2 separate regions of the Homo sapiens genome follow, and region 1 is linked to region 2. A link is a loop called in an ENCODE intact Hi-C map of the cell type or tissue named here. Cell type or tissue: dorsolateral prefrontal cortex. All regions are shown on one strand. Links, peaks and the distances in the headings refer to the core of each region. The heading gives the core; the rest is flanking DNA. Region 1 has its middle 8.3 kb from the start of MIR3649. Region 2 has its middle 13 kb from the start of CACNA1C-IT2.

The links. Hi-C counts contacts between places; a loop is a spot of excess contacts. Peaks named below come from ENCODE experiments on the same cell type or tissue, not always from the same donor. Only the 100,000 strongest peaks of a DNase experiment are listed, where the experiment ranks them.
Region 1: it touches region 2 in a loop (3-fold over the local background); 18 of 110 quality-filtered maps call a loop at or near these places.

Annotation. Positions count from the first base shown.
Region 1 is chr12:1,647,921-1,656,162 of GRCh38, forward strand. No RefSeq gene overlaps it. Among named protein-coding and RNA genes, the nearest start is that of MIR3649, 8.3 kb to the right of the region's middle. In dorsolateral prefrontal cortex, for the core only: a CTCF peak has its summit at 5,058; a DNase peak (open chromatin) is centred at 5,061; H3K27ac peaks cover 7,241 bases.
Region 2 is chr12:2,031,391-2,039,781 of GRCh38, forward strand. It overlaps a transcript of CACNA1C not described here. Among named protein-coding and RNA genes, the nearest start is that of CACNA1C-IT2, 13 kb to the right of the region's middle. RefSeq lists a silencer at 3,552-3,841. In dorsolateral prefrontal cortex, for the core only: CTCF peaks have their summits at 3,693 (motif pointing left) and 3,894; DNase peaks (open chromatin) are centred at 1,368, 3,691 and 4,061; H3K4me3 peaks cover 2,026 bases; H3K27ac peaks cover 3,240 bases.

The DNA.
Region 1 (8,242 bases), core at 235-8,234, 380 kb before region 2:
ATTTATGCCATGCATACTACCTGTCTCTTTAGTACCTGAGGGAGAATGTTCTGACCCAACCAAGAACCTCAGACCTAGAGTTATTTCACCTGTAGCTAACTCACACTGTTACCCAGATTCCTTTGGTTGATACTTTCAAGGTGACATTTCATTTTCATGAAAGAAAATGATTGAAGTTATGGCCGGGCAGGGTGGCTCATGCCTGTAATCCCAGCACTTTGGGAGGCTGAGGTGGGTGGATCGCTGGAGGTCAGGAGTTCAAGACCAGCCTTGCCTACATGGCGAAACCCCATCTCTACTAAAAATACAAAAATTAGCTAGGCATGGTGGTGCATACTTGTAATCCCAGCTACTTGGGGGCTGAGGCAGGAGAATTGTTTGAACCTGAGAGACAGAAGTTGCAGTGAGCCAAGATCATGCCACTGCACTCCAGCCTGGGCAACATAGTGAGACCCTGTCTCGAAAGAAAAAAAAATGATTGAAGTGAATTGGTCTACAAAAGATGAAAACCATGTCCTCGTCTTCATTCATTGACATTTAACCATCTTAACCACCTTTAACCATAACTATCCAGATGCACAGATCAACCATGATAATAGGGTTTTGAAACACTGGCTAACATCACTGTTCTTCCCCACATCAGTTCTAGAGGTTTGGGGAATTACTTTGTATCAGGTGCTCAAACTGTTTAAGAGCTGAAATCTAACCTGTTCTTAGAAGCCCCCAGAAATGAGCTGAGAATGATTGTCCACAATCCCCAGAAGTCACTTCCGTGTTCATGGAGGGAGATGGATAATCCTTATCAGAGTAAGGTTTTCCTGCAGAGTCATGGCAAGTGGTAGAGTGAATCAGTTTTCTTTCTGATGTGGGAGCAAGTTGTGTTCAAACACCAGCGTGGTTGTTGCATCCACTGACCTATTTTTCTAAGTAGGTTGGCATACGGGTATAGTTACTTGTTACTTGCTTGTTGAATCCTGGTGGATTGGAATCCTGTCTGTGAAGTGACCAGTAACGCTGTAGGAATGTGGCTGGAGAATGTGGAAACCAACCTGAGAAAAGCAAGTGAGCTTCTGCTCAGAATCACAGAATGTTGGAGCAGGAAGGGAACATGGCAATCACAGCTTAAGCTTCTGGGGCTCCAGATAAGAACCTCCAGATCCTGAGCAGGTCCCACACCTTAGTGTGCTTGTAAAAATGCAGAGTGCTGGGTCCCCAGCACCAGGAATTCATATTCAGCTGGTCTGGGGCAGAGCCTGGGACCTGAAGGGATCCGATGCTGTTAGCTCAAAGACCACACTGGACTTGCGGTTACGGAGAGCTAAGACCTGCCGGGAGGCAGGAAGCCTGGTCCTGATTCCCAGCCCAGTGCTCTCTGCAGCCCCTGGCAGGGTTCCCTAGTACCTGAAATGTGTTATAATCAACATGTAGTCTCACCAGATCATTACATTGGTGTAATGCCTCGACCAAGCAGTCCCAGCCATCCCAGGGAACCTTGCTGATGCGTTGGAAAGAGCTTTCTGGTACAGGGCAGAACTGATTTGCCCTGGGATGTTCCCTCCCTCCTCTGCCTACGATGGGTAGAGACCTACTGATCTATTTCCTGAATGTCTATCATAAGGCGATATGTTCTTAGCTATTTGTCTTTGCCTTATCTTCAAAAATTAAGAGAAAGGTATGCCTGACTGCCTCCATTTAATAAGAAGACAGATGGACAGCTAGAGGATGGGAGGATAGGAAGGCAGTCACAGGTATGGTTGAGGTTAGGGCAGGCTTCCATTCATCCAAGCATCATGGACAAATTCTCCAGAACTTGGATTCAAAGTCCTTACTTGGAGAGCCCATTTTGTTCTCTTCCACTCTCCATCCTTTGAGGTGAGAAACAAAACTTGCTCTTTGTATTGAAACCTCAAATTGGCTATTGCCTTGGAAATTCTGCCCTGCTTCCTCTCTTTAATCATTAGTATCGTATTTAAGCTCCGTCATCCCCTGCAGTTTTAGGAACTAGCAAGATGTCCTCCATGAGATAGAGATCTTACAGATGCAGTAGCTTATCAGACAAGCCTATTCCTTGGCAGAGAGCCACACCACCCCGAGAGTGTGGAAAATAGTGTTTCCATCTGAAACACTCTGCTCCATTGCCAGACACCACTGACACTGGGCAGGTGGATTTTGGGAGAACCTCTGTGTGTGTGTGTGTGTGTGTGTGTGTGTGTGTGTGTGTGTCTCTCTATGTGTGTGTCTGGAAATGAGTATTTTTCATTAATTTGGGGGTGGAGGTGGAGAGGCACCAGAGGCATGGAGTATGTAAAAAATTAAAAACAACTCAACACTTCTGGCTGAGACGTTGCAGAGCCTGGGTTGTCTATCTTTATTGGAAATGTTTGTCCTCTGCCTGGCTGGTGATGACAGGCTTCATATCTCTAGAAGGAATGTTGGGGAGCTGAGAAGGGCTGTGAGCCATGGTTGCTAAGTGTTACTGTTAGTTCTTTATTATGTAAGAATCTCTGCATTGTGTTTATACTAAAACAGTAAGTAAAGGGTGGGTGCTTTAATTCTGGTTTTACATAAGAAGTATGGGAGCTTGCCCATTTTTCTCTGAAGTAAGAAGATTTGGGCCCAGCAGTGAGGATCAGACGTCAGGCAGTGTGGAAGACTGAAGCCATCCACAGTTAATTTTCTAGCTTGTTGCAGAGTTTGGGCATTCCTCACGTAGATTCTCCAGTCCTTGCTTCCTCCCTCTTGCTGCAGGCCTTTTGGTCTTCATGCTGCTCATTTGCAGCCCTACCAGAAGCAGCAGTAGAAGACAGAGCTGAATCAGTTAATTTAGGCCTTCTAAGTCGTTGTGATAAACAACTGGGTGGGAGGAGGGATGGTTCCAATGAGATTTTAAGAATTACAGATGTATGTGTATTATCTGCTGCTCCACAGGAGAACTGAAAATAGACTGAAAGCTGCTCACAGCCAAAGCCAGAAGGAAACTGCAGTATTGACAGAGAGAGAGAAAGAGAGAGAAAGAAACAGACTCAAATCACTCGGGGCAAGAGAGGGTTTGCTGGTGTGGAAACCGGGTGGTGGGGAGGCTTTCAGCAGAATATCAGGAGGGGACTTCAGCAGGGACCCAAGGAAAGACGTGAAAGAACAGACACTATAGAAAAGGTGAACCCTTTTGATCCAATCTCACTGTAAAGCCAAAAGGAGTGAGTACTGTTTGAAGTGACCCTGGCCTCATTCCATATTGGTGCTCTGCCTGTTGGGTCAGCCAGCTCTTCGGCTGGTCCCTGATTTGGAAGTTACGTCTTTCGTATATTTATTTCCAGAGACTTCTTAGCAGCAGTTACGTTTCATAAGGGAAGTTTTGATACCTCTTTTGTTCCCTGCTATGTCTGCCATCACCCACAACAGTGCCTAGCACAAAGAAAGCACTCAATAGATATTTGCTGAGTGAATGAATGAATGATGTTTCTTCATGAACAGACAAGGAAACTGAGGCATAATGTGATTAACTGCGTGGTCCATCATATCATTTGTTCTATCAAAATTGCAAGTAATAGAAACCAATTTGAGTCAGATTATGAAGAAGGAGTATGACATGAGGGTCCCAAGAGTCTCAAAGACGCCAGGGTCTTCAGGAGCTGACCTGGACACCTCTGGATCCCTCTCCCTTCCTCCTCTCTCCTCTGAGGTCTCTCTCTCTCTCTCTCTCTCTCTCTCTCTCTCTCTCACAGTTCCAGCCCCAGGAAGGGACTCTGAATCTCTCCTGGTCCTTGTCCCAGATTCCCAGGAGGGGCTTCTGGTCAGGGCTCTGTCCACCATTGCATGACTTTGCAGCAGTTCAAGTCAATGAGTGGAGGGGCTGAAGAACTCATCAAGGTGAGAGGAACTGCTCACGTTCTCATAAATTTCTCGGCGGATGGTTAGATCCAGAGAACACATAATCCAGTTGGTGTGAATGAGACCCCTAAGTATTTACTCTGGAAATTCTCATGATAGCTTTACTGAGGAGTCTTTTATCTGTGAAAATGCATAATTATGGAACAAGTCCTGAGGATTGTCTAAAATAAGGAAAAACCTGAGCCCACTAGTGTGAAGAGGAAGGCTTCTGTTCTCTGAATAACCCAGGATAGGACACACACCCATTCATCTACCTTGCAGGGTTCAGGCAGCCAAGTTGCTAAGAAGCAGAGAATAGACTAGAGTCAGTGACAGCCCCTGGCTGGTATTCTGCCCTGCAGGTGCATTCATTTTTCAATACTGAGCTGTATTTGAAGGCCAGTCATCCCTGTGGATGATTTAAAGGTATCTTCCCTCTGACAGGACCACTCTACAGTATCAATTGCTTCCTTCATACATTTTCCTCATTCTTCAAGGTCTGAGCATGCCAAAAAGTAAGACCTGAGAGGGGTAAGGGTTGCCAGGATGTTTCTGCAAATCTTCCACGGCTCTTGGGGGCACCCAGCAGGCATTTGAAAACTGACTTACAGCCGGGTGTGGTGGCTCACGCCTGTAACCCCAGCACTTTGGGAGGCCAAGGCAGGCGGATCACCTGAGGTCAGGAGTTCGAGACCAGCCTGGCCAACATGGTGAAACCCCGTCTCTACTAAAAAATACAAAAATTAGCCGGGCGTGGTGGTGGGTGCCTGTAATCCCAGCTACTTGGGAGGTTGAGGCAAGGAGAATCGCTTGAACCCGGGAGGCGGAGGTGGCAGTGAGCTGAGATGGCACCATTGCACCTCCAGCAGCCTGGGCAAATACAGCGAAACTCTGTCTCAAAAAGAAGAAAGAAAGAAAGAAAGAAAACTGACTTACGCCCTGTGGCTGGCCTTCTTTTGTCCTTTTTGTTTTGACAGCAAAAGCCATATAGACCTTGAATGCTATGACAGGCAGGACACGTCTGTGAAATAGGAAATAATTACACTCACGCTTTTTAGGTGCTATGTTTCCTTCCTCATTTTATTTTCTAACATGCAAGTAAACTTTTTAATGGACCTAACGTCTCATCTGACAGATATCACGGCCTTAGGTCGGAGCAAATGATCAGCCTGGAACCCACTCCAGACTGGTCTGCAGTTCTGCATGTGACCACACAGTGTCGCTATCTTCTCAGTTCTAGCCGAATAGCTCTGGCCCGCACCTTGGTTCAAAAAAACATTTTTTTTTTTTTTTTTTTGGCTGGGCGCGGTGGCTCACACCTGTAATCCCAGCACTTTGGGAGGCCGAAGCGGGGGGGGGGGGGGATCACTTGAGGTCAGGAGTTCGAGACCAGCCTGGCCAACAAGGTGAAACCCTATCTCTATTAAAAATACAAAAAAATTAGGCAGGTGTGGTAGCCTGCACCCCCGTAATCCCAGCTACTGAGTAGGCTGAGGCAGGAGAATCGCTTGAACTGGGAGGGAGAGGTTGTGGTAAGTGGAGACCATGCCACTGCACTCCAGCCTGGGCGACAGAGCAAGGCTCTGTCTCAAAAAAAAATTGTAAATTTAAAAAAAAGTTGGGTGGTGTGTCCTTGCGGATTGATGGCAGAAAACAGAATCTGGAGAGCAGCAAAGCTGAGTTCTAGATTTTTCATTTGGATAAATGTGGGAAGAATTAGGTCAGTCTTATTTTACTTAGTTTTAAAAGAATGAGTGAGGAGGGCAATGCAGTTAGGAAAGAAAACATGAAAGGAATGCCTTGTCCTGCTCGGCTGGACCCTCAAGACACCCACAGTACTTTTCATGCTTGAAGATTATGATGAAGGAGGTGAGTAATAATTATAGCTACCATTTATTGAGTACTACTGTGTACCAGCTGCTTTACATACATTACATGTAATCCTCTCAGGGCCTCTGCAGTGTAGCCAATATTATCCACGTGTTTCAGATGGGAAAGCTAACACTCAGAGTGGTGAAGCGGCATCCCTCACCTCACACAGCTAGTAATTCATGCTGACTCCAGACCTCTTTCAGGTGGATTTCTGGGTAAGGAATCTGGTCAGCTGAAATAACAGGTGCCCATTTCCTTCTAAGTCTCAGGGAGTGTACAATAATCTTCCTCGTCTTGCCACCATGAATGTTGAATGAGAAGAGTGACTAGAGAGATTTCATTTGGTAGGGGCATATGGCAGGGGGAACTTGGGGATCCCAAATCTAAAGTAAACAGGCAAGGTGCGGTGGCTCATGCCTGCAATCCCAAGATTTTGGGGGTGCTGAGGCAGGGGGATCACTTGAGACCAGGAGTTTGAACCAGCCTGAGCAACACAGTGAGACCCTGTTTCCACAAAAAAAAAAAAAAAAAAAAAAAAAAGGCTGAATGCAGTGGCTTATGCCTGTAATCCCAGCCCTTTGGGAGGCTGAAGTAGACGGATTGCATGAGTCTAGGAGTTCGAGACCAGCCTGGGCAACATAGTGAGACCCTGTCTCTATTAAAAAAACACAAAAAATTAGCTGGGCATGGTGGTGCCTGCCTGTAGTCCCAGCTACTCAGGAGGCAAAAGTGGGAGGATCACCTGAGCACAAGAGTTCGAGGCTGCAGTGAGCCATGATCACGCCACTGCATTCCTTCCAGCCTGGGTAACAGTGAGACCCTGTATAAAAAAAAAACCAGGCATGGTGGCACATACCTGTAGTCCCAGCTACTGGCCGGGGGTGAGGTGGGAGGATTGCTTGAGCCTAGGAGTTCAAGGCTATAGTGAACCATCATCGTGCCACTGCACTCCAGCCTGGGGTTACAGTGAGACCCTGTCTCAAAAAAAAAAAAAAAAAAAAAAGGAAACAGATAATGCATACAGGGCTAAACAGCATAGAAAATGCTACAAAAGTTGAAGATAGTATATTGATGTACATATTGAAGCAAAGAGAAAACTGGGGCCTTGGACGATGGAACTAGATGAGTAAGTCACATTCGGTAGGGAATTTAGAGCTGGTGCCTGGGGGCTTCATTTTACAAGACAGCCATGGGTATTCTCTACCACATGCTTCCCTCGAATTTACTCAGAGGGAAGCCCTCTCTCCACTGGCTTTCCCAGGCGTTAGGAGTCAATGGTTTTGAATAAGAGTGAAGATTAAAATTCAGCAGAGCTCCAAGCATGTCTGATCTTGAGCGGACAGGACCATGGACTAAGCTTCTGAACTCCCTTTTCCAATCTGCTCTTCCGGCCTCTTGATCTCTGTGCCAGGACTCAACTCCATCACAAATGCATAATTCCTATCACAAGGAGACAACCGTAAATATATTTGAATTAAGTGACATGTTTTCAGCTTCTCAAAGGCCCCATCCCTAAACTCAGTGTGGCCCTGGCCCTGTGACATGCTGGCGATGCAGTCCCACCAGGCACAGCACTGAAACTGCATGTCGTGCTGGAACAGGGGACTCTACCAGAGGCTCTGCTGGGACAGAAGGTAGGAAGCAGAAGCAGGTATTGGGATTCCATAGGAGAATGCAGTGCTCGCTTCCTGGTGTACCCACCGAGGAGGCAAGGGAAGGAGCAGTGACTCCTGTCTTTCTGTGACTCAGCTCCCGCCTGGGGCTTCTGGGTTCAGAGCAGGGGAGTGGAGGGATGTGGGTCTTAGATGAGAGAGGTGGAATGAGCAGCTCTTGGGACTCCTCATGGCCCCACAGTCTCTACCTGCTCAGAGAAAAATGAGCCCAGGTGATGGGAGGAGGTGTTCATATGTTATGGGAGAGGGAGGGTGACTGGGTGTGGCGCAGAGCTTGGGCTGCACCTGGCTACCTCGGTCTGAGGAGTCTCAAGTGCTACCTAATGTGTGGCAGTGGGGACAGAGGTGGGTTTTTTCCCCTTTTGTGGTGCTGGTAAGGAGGGAGCTCATGCATTCTAGGCACTGGTTCCATCCCTTCATCTGGCTAAATCAAATCATCTGGGGAGATTTAAAAATTCAGAGTCTGCCAGCCACCGTGACTCACGCCTAGAATTCTAGCACTTTGGGAGGCTGAGGCAGGAGAATCATTTGAGTTCAGGGGTTTGAGGCCAGCCTGGGCAACATAGTAAGACCTTGTCTCTATTGAAAAAACATCAGATTCCTAGGGCCCAGGCCTTGAGATTCTGATTGAGTCAATTTGGGGTGGGGTCTGGGATTGACTCTGTGTTTTAAAAAGATGCCTTGGGTGATTCTGCTTAGCAGCTATAATAGGGGATTGTTGATATGTGATTACATTTGACTACACCAAGCCTTCCATGCAGTGGCATGGCCATTTGCAGACAGAGCTGGGTTTAGAGGAAATGTAGCCAGGGCCTCAGGCTGTTAGA
Region 2 (8,391 bases), core at 278-8,277:
ACACAAGTGGCAGCACGGTGAATGGGGGGCTGTGCTGTGTTCTTCAGGCTCAACCTTCCAGAAGACAATGCGTGCCTGTCTCCTCTGCTGCATTCCTTGTCCCATGTCTTTTGTTTGAACAAAAGAGGATTGGATAATGAGTTTCTTTTTTATTTCCATCCTTATTTTCTATGGACATGAAGCTTGAAAGCCAGTCTCCTTGGGTCTCTATCTCTCTACCTATCCTACTACCCCTTACCTTAGAGTAAAGGTTCTGAATGTAAAATAAAGTTATTGGGGAGATTTTAAAATTCTGATGCCCAGGCTGTATCCCAAATCAAATTCATGGTTGGATTTTACTATACAGTAAGGAATGCTTTGATACCATTTTGAATGTAGATGGCTCAGTGGCTTTCTTTGGCTTTCTCCAAGTCCTGCTCAATCCTCCTGAGATGCCCCGAGAATACTGGCCTCCTGAGCAACAGTGGCAGGATCTCAGGAGAGAGAGGGCAGCTGTGGGCTGTGTCTTTTCATGAGTATGCAATAGTCACCTTTGTTTATTATTTCCCCACCCTGGAGACAAATGTGTTGCTCTTTCTGTGTGAGTGTGTGTGTGAGTGTGTTTGTGTGTGTGTGTGTGTGTGTCTGTGTGTATGTGTTTGGAAGGGGTAAGAGCAGTGTAACCACAGCTCCCATCCCCATGCTGCAAGGTAGAGGGAGGAGGGGTGGCTCACACGTGAGTGGGAGCACGGCTTGCGGCAGTCTCGGTAACCGGAGGGGGCGGGCATGCTCTAAGGGAGCAACTTGGAGGAGTTCCTGTGGTCCCAAACACCCATCCATCTCTGCTTGAGTTCCTTCCCAGTTTTAGGTGTCATATGAGTGCTTATATCAGTATAACTCACATCAGCCTTAGTGCCATGGACAGTCCCTAAAGTGAACATCAATTTCTCTGTCACCTGCCGTATTTTGGGTGTACCCTAGGGGCACTTAGCACACCCGGCCAGGAGGCTCAAGCCCATGCCTGTGGATGGCACACATAGAGAATGGACTCTGTTGCTCTTGAAAAGGATTGTTAAAAAATCAAGTTAGCATCTTGTTTGTCAACGTTAAGACAGTTGATGTTTCAGAATAATTGACAAGCATGGAAATCCACTGGAAACAGGAATGTTATTAGGGCCACTGTGTTTGTGAGTGTTCGGATGTGAATTAAACCAATCCATTACACTTGTTTGATGTTCATTGGGGCTGCAATATTTTTATGCAGAACCCGTGAAAGGAGACACAGTTCAGTGGTGTTTATGAGTGACCTTGTCTTGTCCTCTGAATTATGGACAGGCAGCTCAGAACATCAGCAGCTGGAGCTAACAACTGTGCTGTGTTTTCTTCATATTCCGTATTCCTGAGATGCTGCTGCCATCTCGGGCTTAGATTTTGCAGTAGAGAACATGAATGCGGCTTTTCAAATCAGAAATATTTATAGAACGAGGTCCTGATTTAACAACGCTGAAGCGCTGGTCCTGGAAATAATAACACAAGTCAGGAAAGAGAACCTCTCTCCCTATAAAACATCCCTCCAGTGCTTGCTTTCGAGGGGACTTCTTTGTGAAAAATTAATGTTTCCCAGTTTGATCAGAAGGGTTTTAAACTGAAGGTAGGGGGTGGTGGAGTAAAATGCCAGGTGAGCCTATGACACTGACAGGCAGTGCCTGGTTAGGTGCAGTGATGTAGCTAACCCACCCTGGGGGAGTTCCGCTGGCCATTCCACTTCCAGAGGGGAGGTGCTTGATTCTCCATTCCTTGACGTACAAGGAACCCTGAGGAAGGTGTGGACAGGATGTCCCAGAACAAGTGAAGCCAGTCTCTGTGTCCAGCTGGGTCCTCTTTCTGGCCCTGACACAGATGCCCCCATGATGCCCGCCCTCTGCAGGCTCAAGTCCGCCCATGTGCTCGGCCACCACCTGGCCTGCAAGTCTATCCTGGGATGCTGAGGGGGCAGCTCTGGCATCCGACACCCTGGAACCCAGGACATGGATCCCATTTTCTCTCCAAACCCAGGCTATGTTTACATCTTCAAAACACATAAGGCCGACTGTCCCTTCTTTCCTGAAAAATGGAGCTTCATCTCCACTCCTCTGGGCTATATGTCTCCTGGAGTCTCAGAGTCCTTGGGGCTTGGGGGCATTGTGTTCAGAGCTTTGGACATGATTCACAGTATAATCCTAAGGACAAAGTTTTTCTGGCAACCTCATGCTAAAACATGAGAAAACAACAACACAACAACAACAACAAAACAACAACAACATCCCAGCTCGCTCTCATTTAAAATCATTCCCCAGGTCAAATCTCCAGCAAACATCCCTCTAGAGAAGTGAGAATAACATAGTCAAAATGCCCAGGAACCTCAGCAGATGCAGCTGCCAATAAAGTTAAAGTAAATGTAGGCACCGTGAATAGATGTCTAGCATTCCAAATAGAGGTGGTGAGAGTTTGCCTGGCCCTGGCCATACTGCCCTCGAAGACAGCTTAGTGCTGGCAGCATGTTCCGAGAGAAGCACTGACAGAGAAAGACAGAGGAGCATGGAAGAGGATGGGAGAGTGGCTCATGTTCTGGCCTAGAGAAGCAAAGATTCGTAGAGAGGGGAGGAAGAGAATACAGTAACTGTATTGCAACATTTATTAATAATAATAACGACCACATTTTTAACATCTGCTACACCTTAGGCCGTTGGAACATACTAACTCATTTTAATCCTCACAGCAACCCCATGAGGTGGATATCTTTATTCCTATTATACAGATGATGAAACTGAGGCTTGAAGAGAGCGGTTCAGTGACTCGCCCAAACTCACATGCTTAGTGTGGGAAAGTTAAGATTTTGCCACATCCAAGTCCTTTTAGATCCAAGGCCGTGTTCCTTTTTGTAAGCCTCCCTGGTGTGTGGAAGGGAGTACACTTTCTCCGTGAGATGCCAGATAACTGAAAGAGAACTACAGGGAAGATGTCAGAGGAACGAGATTCCACGCAACCTGATAAAGAACTTGCTCATGGTCAGAGTTGTCCAGAGATGGGATGAACAAGCCCAGCTGGGGCTGCATTTCCATCCCTCGGAGGTCTCAGGCAGAGGCTGAGGTACTAAGGTTGAGGGTACTGTGGTGGGTATTTAATACTAAGAGTCCCTCTTAATACTTTCTGTTTTATTACTCTAAAGTAAACTTCCCCAGCACACAGCTCAAAGAGAAGGCCAGTGTAATATGCTGGTTCAATATCCGACGACTTTGAAATAATTCGAGGGCTAACTGGCTCATCTAGTGTGATTTAAGCTCGTAGTTTCCCATTCATGTATGTACTCACTTCTTCAAAAAACACCTTTCGGAGTGCCTCCTTCGTGCCAGGCTCTGCAGATATAGCTGTGAATAACAGATAGTCCCTGTGCAAGGAATCTATAGATGGGAATGGGGAGAGACAGGCAGACAGGTGATTTTCATTCTGTGTGTAAATATAATTAGGAAAGTACAGGATGCTATGGGACACCGAATCCAACTTTGCGGGACAGGGGAAGAAGCCTTAGGAGCTGGCGAGGCGAGGGGGTGAAGAGGAGAAGGAGGTCTGGGCACTGGAAGCGGCACACGTGGAAACGGTAAAGGCCGACGCCGGTTCAGAGCCGCAACCGCGACAGCCCCGTCGTCCACCTCAGGTGCCGGCGCCCCCTGCTGGTGCGCGGAGATGCGCGGAGACCGCAAGGCCCGGGGGCGTGGCCTCCCCTGCGCCGGCGCGTGTGCCCGGGCCCTCCGCGGGGCGCCGGCGTCTGCGCCAAGGCACGTTCTCCTGCTGCTCCAGAACTGCCACCTTCCAAGTCCTGAAGGAGGCCGTTTTCCTGTCATTTGCACCTGGCCGGAGCCATTCTGGATGTTTTAAGGAAACGAGAAAACCATTCTTTCCTCTTACCGGATGATGTGCGATGTCATTTGGAAACAAAGAAGGGCTCTGTTTCTTGGAGCCCCTGGGTTCTGTCTGCAAGAGGGGCAGTCATGAGGCTTGCAAGGCAGGGAGTGGGTAGGATGGTGCTACAAGCGGCCGGGAGGTGATGGGGTGCAGGGAAATAGACATTTCCATTTCTTCCTCCTCCCTTCTTTTCTCCCCAGAATCTCCTGTGCGAACCTCTTCTGTGCAGACACCTTCCCACCCAACCTCAACAGAGCCCTGTGGGCCTCCCACGCTGTGTAAGTGCGCGGACTCATCTGAGTGCCACTAGGGGACACAGCCCAGATTCAAGCTGGGATCCCCATAATATGTGCACCTGCAGCCAGGTGTGCCTATAGAACCACAAATGCGACAGGTGAGGGGATCATCTTATTATTTTCCTACTTCCGAGGCAGGACGGTACTTAAACCATCTCAGACAGATGGTTAACTGTCCTATTTTAAAATATCTCTGGGGAGGACGATTTCACAATTCCCTGTGGCTGTCTGTTCTAGTATTTAATCATGTTCATTACCAGCGAGTTCTTCTTTATGCCGGATCTAAATCTCCACCGTTGTGATTTAAGTCTTTTTCCTTGAGGGTAGACGCTGTGGCTCTTCTGCTTCAGGGGAGGAGAGGATTCTGGTGCTAATTTTGCGGTCTTGTGAATAAGTTATCTCTTGTAACACCTTCTTTGGGGTTTATTTTCTTTACTGGTAAATGGGGTTGGAGGGTGAGTTAGGGATGGTTCCCAAGGACTTCTCAAATGTCATAGCTTTTAGACAAGTGCTGCATTGGTATCGTGTGCAATTCAATACTTAGTGGAAATAATAACGCTTTGTTGCATTGAAAAGCGTGTAGCTGAAATCTGAAATGATGCCACGTAGACCTAGTCCAGAAAGCCATCTATCCCTTAGTGTCTGAGTGGGCCGTGGGAAGGAATGAGCAGTGGAGTGGGCTGGGCCACTCACAGCTGGACCTTCCAGAAGTCACTTCAGGGTAGGCGCTCTGATCATCTATTGCACAGAAAAGGGGAATCAGGCTTTGTGGGTGCTGCCCCAGCCTCTAGCTCTGGAGAGCTCAGAAATGAACACCCAGCAGAGGGCAGTTGTATGGGACAGTGGATTTTCATCCTCCCTCCCCTTTCCTATCTTTTTTTTTGAGACAGAGTCTTGCTTTGTCACACAGGCTGTAGGTGCGATGTTGGCTCACTGCAACCTCTGCCTCTCGGGTTCAAGAGATTCTCCTGCCTCAGCCTCCCCAGTAGCTGCGATTACAGGCATGCGCCACCACGCCCGGCTAATTTTTGTCTTTTTAGTAGAGACAGGGTTTCACCATGTTGGTCAGGCTGGCCTTGAACCCCTGACCTTGTGATCTGCCCTCTTCGGCCTCCCAAAGTGCTGGGATTACAGGCATGAGCCACGGCGCCCAGCCTCCCCTTTCCTATCTTTAAAAAGCAAATGCCCTAGGAAGGGTTATACCTTAAGTCATTATCAGGTAACCCTTTAGTGACCAGATGAGGAAATGGGCTACAGAGTAGCTGCTTAGTCTTGACACTGGAGGGGTTAGCACAGGAGGATTCGGGGTACCCTGGGAGGAAGGTTTGCTAACAGCAAAACAAAGGCTCCACACCAGCGGCAAGAGACCAAGTTCACTCATTTCCCCTTGTTTTCAAAACCTTCTTGTCTGCTTACTTTGCTATGTATGTCCTTAGGAGCTGGTTCTTGCTCCAGGTGGCATGAGTTACCTTGCTTTAGGGGGCAGTTTTTAGGCAGGATTCATTCTAGGCAAAGTTCCACCAGCCAAAGCTCTCTGAGCATCCTGCCTCATCTATACATAGGAGTAAACAGAGCTTCAGCCAACGACTGGATCACATCATGAGACGGAGTAATCTGCTATTTACTTGTATTCTCTTACCTCCTCAAGTTGTTTGAGACAGAAATAAAGACTTCCTTGTTTGGTAGGCATGGGAGGAATTTTAATCTTCTGCACATGTAAATGTGAGATTGTAGGATTTCTCTTGCCTTTATTACTGGTATCATCAAACACTGCATTGGGCTCACTGTCCGCTAACAGCAATTCTTGTATTATTATTTCAGAGTTAGCTGTGAGTTAAAGTATCTTCGGGCCCCACTTGGTCTTGAAATTGTTAAAAGGCATTGGGTACACCAAAAATGTCCTTGGGCCTCTGAAGGGGAGAAAAGGGTCAGAATGGTCCCAACTCAGATGCAAGTCTCCTGGGAAGGGACGTGTTCCCCACTTTGTGCAGGTCAGGCAGGGGTGCACTGCAGAACTGGTTTCCACCATCGTACCAGTCATGGAAGGGTTTCCATCAGCTCAGGATTGTAATTGTGTCCCACTGGAGGAACAGCACGAAGTTCTGAAGATACTTGTGCCTTCTATATAACCCTCACTTCTCAGAGCATGGTCTGGGGTAGAGCAGCATCAGCCTCACCTGGAAGCTTATAAGAAATCCAGAATCTCAGGCTCTACCCAGATCTACTGAATCAGAATCTGTATTTTAAAAATAACCCCAGGGGATTCTTATGCACATTTAAGTTTGAGGCCCCCTGGTCTAGCCCACTGGAAAACAGAGTCCTTCTTGGTGGATTTCGAGTGTATTGTTCTAGGCAACGTTGTAAAGCAGGTGAGGCTTCTCTTCGGGACCACCGACTCTATTTTCAATATTCTTTTCTCTCATTAAAGCTTCCTTTTCTCTGCATTTCCCTTCACTCCCTCCCAAAAGCACCCAGACAAAACCCTACTGACGAAGACTGTGCACTCAACATAGCCCAGGTCCCTGACATACTGGAGAAAAGAGACATGATTAAATAATTCCTATGAAGCTGTTAGTGACTTAGGATTTGCAGGGTTCTTTCTCATATGGATATTGCACTCTAAAATAGGGTACTTAATGAATCACTGTTTAACCTAAAGATTATATTTCCTTTCATAGAATTCGAGTCACGGTGGCACTCTGACAGAGATTGCAGATATCTGGGGATAGGGTGACTTTTATAATCACTAATAGGATGCTATGTGGGTGACTACTTAATCCGACTATGTAACAGACTGGACCCCCAAGCTTTGGGTGACCCCCAAAACTTCCCAGCTCAGTAAGCCCTCATTATTGCTCACAGACACTGAATTCTTAGTGCTGCTTCTCAGATACTTCTTTCTTATCTTTATTATTTTGCTATGTTTGGCCACTTAAGATACAGAGTCCAGTTTTCAAAATAAGGAATGGATTTTAGGAGAGTTTTTGATAAGTCAAAGAAACATAAAAGAAGAGAATTGTTGAGATATGATTCAGGAACTATTTCTGGAGATAGCTGAACCCATGCTTAATAGGGTGCTAGTTTTGCCGGGCAGCTTTGACATGTGACAACTGTTTCTCCTTTTAATTTCCAGTTATTGTAGAAATAAATCTGGCTTACATGGTATTTCTCCTTTTTATTGCTTGACCTGATGTTTTTTTCCCCATGCAAGTCACTTCCTAGCAATTCACTCCAATATTACAGCAACACCCTGACTGTCCTGTGCCCAGGTATGTTGACAGGTGAAATCCCTTAACATAAATTTTGTCAAAAAAAAAAGCCTGTAAAAGACAGATGCTGGGAAGTGGAAATTGATAAATCCAGGTGTTACAAATGGGACACTGTTAAATGCAAGGATTGCAAATGTTATATAAGTAAACACAATGTCCATAGGTAGGAAATTGCAAAAGACAGGTGCTGTGAATATTGGTCTATGAGGCCAACAGACAGCCCTTTGCAAATAACATGGGCCTTTTAATAGACAAATAAGAGCTGAAACTTTCATGCAGAGTTCCAATCCCCTGGTAGAGGATCTTTTTGGCTAAGTAACTCACTAAACAATGATGAGAGGACAAGTGTAACAACCTCCCTTTAAACTAATCTCCCTGGGTAACCTGCCAGGGAGTTTTTCCAGGAACATTAGCTACCAGCTCAAGAGCAGCCTTTCATGTAGATACTTTTATGAGATGATTGATAGAAGTAGGGCAGGTCTCTTGGTTTCAAAATTTCTCTTTTACCAGCCTGTAATATGCCTGAAATTGCACCATTAGCAATATATTTTTTGGATTAATTCTCTACCACCAACAGGATAGATAGAGCAATCATTCATTTATTCATCAGATGTTTATTAAGCACTTACTGTGAGCCAAGTACTATTCTTGGTAAAGGAAATTCAAAGGTAAGTACAACATCGTTCTTGCCCTTGAGATGTTGAGAGTCTAGTTGGGAATACAGGAGGTAAACAAATAACTACAGCAATATAACTAGTGCTTTGATAGAGATAGCGGTAGGCTCTATGGGAACACAGAGGAAGAAGAACTTGACCCGGGACTCTTGAGCTGAGTCTTAAAGGATGAGTAGGAGTTTGCACACAGATGCAAAGGATGGAGGTCTGCAGTTTGGGTGTGGGAGGGGA